Linked DNA regions of Homo sapiens: region 1 is linked to region 2. Evidence: read pairs that join two places in POLR2A ChIA-PET (ENCODE). Cell type or tissue: MCF 10A. All regions are shown on one strand. Links, peaks and the distances in the headings refer to the core of each region. The heading gives the core; the rest is flanking DNA.

Region 1 (3,500 bases), core at 981-3,480, 160 kb before region 2:
TGGTAGGGGTCATCATATAGGTTGTCAGAGCCCTAGAGGGAGATAGAAGGAACACCCAAGGCTCAGAGGCCACTGGGTCCAAAGAGAGCTACCTGAGGACAGCCAATCAGACTCAGAGGAGTGCTGCACTTAGGGAAGGAGGGCGAAGACCCAGGCAGTTCTAGAGCAGGTGGCTCGGGTCCCCCAAGGGTGAGCTGTGTACCGGCAGCCGGTGGATAATGGAGCTGTGAGAGGTGACTGTGTGCTCCCCCTCCTGCATCATGGCCATCTCCCGGGCTTCAGGGCCTTCTTCCTCCTCCTCCTCTTCCTCCTCCTCCTCCTCCTCTTCCTCGTTGTCTGAGGCATCTGCTAGGCTGTTGACGGAGCTGCTCTGGCTGGAGGCGCTGATGGACATGCTGGGCACTGAGTGGCTACTCTCGAGGCTGGTCAGAGTCCCGGCCCGGTGCATGTAGGGCTCGGCCTCCTGCGAACAGGGCGTAGGCTGCTGGACAGGGAAGGGGAAGCCCTGGGGCATATGCATGGAGGTAGCATGGGAAGATGGTGGTGTGAGTAGGGCTGGGGAAGGGGCCAAGCAACTGCAGGGGGCAGGCACACATGGGGTATAAAGAGGGGTGTTAGGGCAAGCTGGGTCACCTCTTCCTCCTCTGGGGCCTCGGCACCAGGGCCGTTGGGTGCCTCTTGGAACAGGATCTTCTTCATCTTGCGGTACTGCAGGTTGTCCAGCTCCCGCACGGCATCCTTGGTCCTCTGGATCAGGTCCATGATGACTGTGGGTGGCCGCTCCCGGAGCACAAAGCGGTGCTGGGGGAAGAGGGCACTGAGGTCTGCTGCCAACTCCCCTTCCCCCCACAACCCACAGCCCTTGGCATTCCCTCAGGCCTGAGGCACTCTTCTGGGGCCCACGCCCACCACGGGTTGATGCTGGCCTTATCCCAAGCCCTTCTCTCACAATTTTCTGTACCACCCAGTACCTACTCCCCAGACAGACTCTTCTTCCTCTAAGCATGGCTGACAGGCAGGGACAGTCAGGAGAACTGGATTCTCGTCCAGCTCCTCTACTAAAGGGCTATGTGACCTTGGACATGTCATGAGGCCCCTCTGGGCTTCATACAGTATCCTACAATTATAAAACAAGTGGGTCCAACTACATAATCTGAAGTTTCCAACTACGGCTCCTCAGGCCCCCATGGGTCTGTGAAGGGAATGGGGCCCCTCCATTTTTGATAATTCAAAAAACACCTAAGGGAAATCATACATTTACCCATGATAAGGCTACACAGGCTTTTGGCTTGCATTACATCAGATCAGTGGGGCAACCCTGGTTATCACATGCTGACCAGAAGCTCTGGCTGGCAATTATATAAATCTTTGATTAATAAAAGAAGGGAAAACAGTTTATTACTTAATAAATTAAGGCAGTCTGGTAGACAAAATCTTGTAAAACACAGAGTCCACTAGGCATTGGGGATGGGGTGGGAATTCATCAACGAAGCTCTTGGTGGAGGAGGAACTGGGAACCACTAATTTCCCTGGGGGTTCTTGTGGCTGTAACAAGCTACAGTTCCAGGAGAATGCTAGGCCAGCAGGCCCTCACCTTCAGGAGAACCTCTGAGGTTGGTCTGTCTTGAGGGATTTTCTGAAGACAGGAGTCGACAAAATTCCGGAAGTACTCAGACCTGAAAGTCACAGGAGGGTGGGAGAGGGGTGGGGAAGGCATGAGTCAGGCATCCATACCCCATGGCCTAACGCCTGGGCCCAGATTCGGAATCTCAGTCCTCACCAGTGTCCTGACTGGAGCACGGGGGATTCGTTCTGTGCAATGTGGTATAAGGCACTCATCGCATTCATGTTAAAGAGCGGTGGTTTCCGTTCAGCTACAGAAAAAGGTGAAAGGGAAGAAGGTGAGAGGTGGCAGGGGGTAGAGGACAATGGAATGGAACTGAGACGACTTGGGTTCAAACCCCAATTCCTTGACTTCCTTGCCACATGACCTTGAGAAGTTCCCATCATCCTGTTGCGTCTCAGTTAATTCCTTCCTCTGTAAAATACAACACCCATCCTCTCCACTGCACACGGGTGGAATAGGGGTCAAAGAAAATAACATCCACAAAAGCAGTAACGAAGGCAGAAGGACAGCCATTCAGTTATCACCCCAACTAATATTTCTTAGGTGCCAAAGGGAGCAGATAACTTGATAATTGCTATGGGGAAGATAAAAACAAGAATTAGGCCCCACCCTCAAGGAACCTCCAGTCTAAAAGATTAAATAGGACTGAAAAAATAACATCAAAGTATTAACTGGTATAAGAGGGAAACAGGGAAGTGGCTGGGAAGTTGAGAGTATGCAGTGAGCCTTCAAGCTAGCATATCTTCAGGGAATTCAGAGAAGGGCTTTGTAAAAAGCCCTGAGATTAGAAAGGTAAGTGCAAGCTAAGAGTCGCTAAGAGTCCCTTGTAGCCCAGACAAATGTCATGTTGTTTTGGCCTAAACGGTGATTTTTAAAATTAACTGCCAAAAGTAATAATCAAATAATAATACAAGTTTCCAGTTTCTCCTTAAGAATTAAATCTGGTGAAATGGAGTCTACATTACTGCATAACAATGGTCTGGAGATAAGCATTAGCTGCCCTCTTTCTATGGAAACAGCAATCTCCAGTTTGCCACATCCTTCTCCACACTGCTTCCCTGATATTGACTTAGTATGAGTTGACATTTATAATCAGACTGATATATATTTTTTTCAATAGTAGAGTAATATTTCTCTGTATCCACATCTCTTCCAAAAACTAGAAATAAAATGGACAGATCTAGCTTTTTCTTATACTTGGGTCCGTTTCTTACATTTTTCATCAACTGTCTGGGCCTGGCATCTAATGGTAAATGGAGACTGTGAAGATGGAGGAGAAGGGCTCGTCCAAATCTCTGACCTCGGGCAGAGGACCCAATACGAACCAAGGCAAGGAAGTGGAAGAGTTCATGACACACTCAGAGGGTGGAGCCCATGAAGGAAAGGGCCAGCATTTACGAAGCAAAGCCTCTAGGTTGGTGGGAGGAAGGATGGGGATGGCTTCAGTCTTGAAGGCAACAGGGGGCCACTCATGGCTCCAAACAGGGAGTGAAATGACAGCACTGAGCTTAGGCAGACCTCTCTGGCATCAGTACTTAAGACAGACTGGAAGGGAGAAGAGACTGGAGAGATCACTGCAGGAGGCTGTTGATAAGAGAAACTAACAGCAACTCTTAGGCAACTGTTTTGTGCCTGGCATTGTGTTGGAAGCCTTATAAAGGTTACCTACCTCATTAAAGAATTGTTTCAATAGTGCTGGCTGACAGAGATGAGAACCTTGGCATGGCTTCAAGGCCTTAGGAACTCACTTGGACCTAACTCTCTGGCCTTATCCTTCAATATTCTCTGCATTACATGCTAGGTTCCAAATAACTGAAGCTAGTCCCAGTTCCCCAGGCCTGCACTTACCTCTAGGCCTCTCACATGCTGTTCT
Region 2 (3,428 bases), core at 1-2,500:
AGCACATAAAGCACTGGGAACAGAGCCTGGCTCTTCATCTGCACTGTTTGACTGCAGAGGAGGGAAGAGTGCCTGAGGCCCAACTTTCCTATCCAGTGAGGAATCTAGGGAATATAACCAGTGCTGGGGGCTCCCCACCTGAGCTGGCATGCTGGTTTAAGCCTCAGTTGTTTACTGGTCAGTGGCTTATTTCACCCCAGCTGCAGGGATGGAACAGCAAGTAGGGGCTTTACTGCCAAGTGAAGCTTTTTCCACTGCTCCCTTGGAGGGTTCTCCGCAGGGCCGAAACCTGGCCAGGAAACCAGATGGGAGAAGAGGAAGGGCTGGGGCTGTGAGCGGAGGTATGGACAGGGCTCTGAGGCCCCCCCAGGAAAGATTTGAACTCTAGAAGGCCGTGCAAGGTTGGAAGCAGGCTCTGGGAACAGCCTCCATTTGGTTCATCAGTGGATAATCTCCCCAACACCCCCCACAGCTGAGGCCTCTCCACCATCTGCCGCCCCAGCTGGGCCCAGTCAGGGGGTCTGAATGCCTCGCCCAGCTCAGTGACTCAGCAAGAGTCATCCTCATGGCTGGACTCCTGCCTTGTTCTGAGGCCAAGCCCTCGGCAACTGCCCCTGCATCAGCACCAGGACCCCACCTCACCTCCCTGACCACCCACCTGCCATGCCCTAAACCTGGGCCTTCTGCCTAGACCACCCAGGACAGGTCTTGCCTTCTACCCTCGCCATCTATGGAGGTGAGCCAGGGAAACCCTTTGACTCAGGCAGCACATTGGTGACAAGTCTCAGATTGAGTTTTTTGTGGTTTCCTTCCAGATGACATGCGCAGTTAGAGCATTTTACTTAAAATAGATCAGGGCCCTCAAAAGACAATAGCAAGGATTGTGTTGACCTTTGGAAGGCTCTGCCCAGCCCTCAGGCTTGGCCCCTGCTCCCCAGATCCACTCATCCACCCAACTTCCTTCAGTCTCTGCTTCTGAGACCTGCCCTAGTCGGCTCTCAGTGTAGAGGCCCAGTCTTGCCTGATCACACCTCCCTCAGGTGTCATGAGGCTCCTGCAAGAACCACAGCCAGCTTTCACCCCAAATCCCACCAGGGTCTCTCCCACCATGAGGGTAAATAAGCAGGAACTAAATAGCCTGTCCAAAGCAGAAACCAGGTTCATTGTCTAGTTAAAAGAGGGGCTCTTGCCTGAGAGAGGTGGCTCACACCTGTAATCCCAACACTTTGGGAGGCCGAAGGTGGGAGGATGGATTGAGGCCAGGAGTTCAAGACCAGCTTGGGCAACATAGCAAGGCCCCATCTCTTTAAAGAAAGAAAAAAAAAAAAAAGAGGGAGACCGGATCAGACTCTTGGCTCAAAAGTAAACTTCTGCTACAGCAAAACTTAATAAATAAACGAGTCATGAGTCACTACTTCCCAGAGATCTTCAGGGTCAACTGTGAGTAGCTGATATACTGAATCTCTTTTTTGTTTTTTTTGGAGACTGTAGCCCAGGCTGGAGTGAAGTGGCACAATCTCGGCTCACTGCAACGTCCACCTACCTCCCAGGTTCAAGCAATTCTCGTGCCTCAGCCTCCCGAGTAGCTGGAATTACAGGCACATGCCACCAAGCCTGGCTAATTTTTTGTATTTTAGTAGAGATGGGGTTTCACCCCAGGGTGGTCTCAAACTCCTGAGCTCAGGCAATCTGCCTGCCTCAGCCTCCCAAAGTGCTAGGATTACAGGCGTGAACCACCACACCTGGCCCCTAGTGAGTCTTAAATGGCAATTGACCAAGTGACCACACTGCCTACGGGGTCTGCAGTGAGTAGAGTGGTACCACCTGGAGGCTTGATAGCAACACAGCCTGGGGCCCCACCCCAGAGCCACTGAATCTACTGGCATTTTAACTCGACCCTCAATGACTTGCATGCACATTACAGTCTGAGCAGCTCTGGTCTAAAGCAGACTCTCGGCTCGGGCTGCACACTGGTCATCTGGAAATCTGTTTTTTTTTTTTTTTTTTTTTTTTTTTTTTGAGATGGAGTTTCGTGCTTGTTGCCCAGACTGGAGTGTAGCCATCTCGGCTCACTGCAACCTCTGCCTCCCGAGTTCAAGCAATTCTCCTGCTTCAGCCTCCCAAGTAGCTGGGATTACAGATGTCCGCCACCACACCCAGATAATTTTGTTTTTAGTGGACAGGGTTTCGCCATGTTGGTCAGGCTGGAAGTGATCCACCCACCTCGGCCTCCCAAAGGGCTAGGATAACAGGTGTGATCTGCCGCGCCAGGCCTTCTGGAGACCTTTTTTTAAAGCCACCCATCTCCGGTGATTCTATTTAATTGGTCTGGGTGAGGTTCACCCGTTGCTATTGTAAAAAGTTCTCCCTCATTTTTTTTTTTTTTTTCTGAGACGAGTCTCGCTCTGTCACCCAGGCTGGAGTGCAGTGGCACGATCTCGGATCACTGCAGCTCCGCCTCCCGGGTTCATGCCATTCTCCTGCCTCAGCTGGGATTACAGGCACCCACCACCACGCCTAGCTAATTTTTTTTGTATTTTTAGTAGAGATGGGGTTTCACTGTGTTAGCCAGGATGGTCTTGATCTCCTAACCTCGTGATCCGCCTGCCTTGGCCTCCCAAAGTGCTGGGATTACAGGCGTGAGCCACCGCGCCTGGCCTCTGACTCTTAATATATATCCAGGATTGAGAGCCAGTGGGAAAATGTCACTCCAGCAGGTTTTATCACTGCCAGCATGCTCCTGGGCCACTTACTAGCCTCTGAGCCTTCCTCTCCAGTGAAGTGAGAATAAAAGTGACTGTTGACTAGGCTTGGTGGCTCCCACCTGTAATCCCAGCACTTTGGGAGACCAAGATGGGAGGATCACTTGAGGCCAGGAGTTCAAGACCAGCCTGGGCAACATAGGGAGACCCTGTCTCTATAAAAACCATAAAAAATATTAGCTAGGTGTGGTGGTGCACACCTGTGGTCCCTGCTACTTTGGAGGCTGAGGTGGGAGGATCGCCTGTGCCTGGGAGGTCAAGGCTGCAGTGAGCCGTAAATGGAGCACACGAGTGCGCTCTAGCCTGGGCAAGAGTGAGGCCATCTCAAAAAAAAAAAAAAAAAAAAGAAAAGAAAAGAAAAGGAAAAAAAAATGACTGCTCTTCAAGTCAAAGGTATTAGAGACTGGAGGGTCTCTGGTGCACAGTAGGAACTGGGAGGAGGATAAAGATCAGTTTCAGGCCGGGCGCAGTGGCTGTAATCCCAGCACTTTGGGAGGCCAAGGCAGGCGGATTGCCTGAGCTCAGGAGTTCGAGACCAGCCTGGCCAACATGGTGAAACTTCGTCTCTACTAAAAATACAAAAATTAGCCGTACATGGTGGCAGGCAACTGTAGTCTCAGCTACTCGGGAGGCTGAGGCAGGAGAATTGCTTGAACCAGGGATGCA

The links. Peaks named below come from ENCODE experiments on the same cell type or tissue, not always from the same donor. Only the 100,000 strongest peaks of a DNase experiment are listed, where the experiment ranks them.
Region 1: POLR2A ChIA-PET joins it to region 2 with 6 read pairs; 19 of 35 experiments call an interaction of 5 or more read pairs at or near these places.

What each region holds. Positions count from the first base shown.
Region 1 is chr16:29,980,035-29,983,534 of GRCh38, reverse strand. TAOK2 (TAO kinase 2) reads right to left here. Exons shown (of 16, transcript NM_016151.4): 9 at 1,781-1,874; 10 at 1,595-1,676; 11 at 634-801; 12 at 203-463; 13 at 1-32. Among named protein-coding and RNA genes, the nearest start is that of TAOK2, 7.9 kb to the right of the region's middle. In MCF 10A, for the core only: no CTCF peak of the experiment used is centred there; no DNase peak of the experiment used is centred there.
Region 2 is chr16:29,822,803-29,826,230 of GRCh38, reverse strand. All of the region lies in intron 1 of MVP (major vault protein), which reads right to left. Among named protein-coding and RNA genes, the nearest start is that of MVP, 4.1 kb to the right of the region's middle. RefSeq lists enhancers at 75-647, 834-963, 1,024-1,103. In MCF 10A, for the core only: no CTCF peak of the experiment used is centred there; a DNase peak (open chromatin) is centred at 1,410.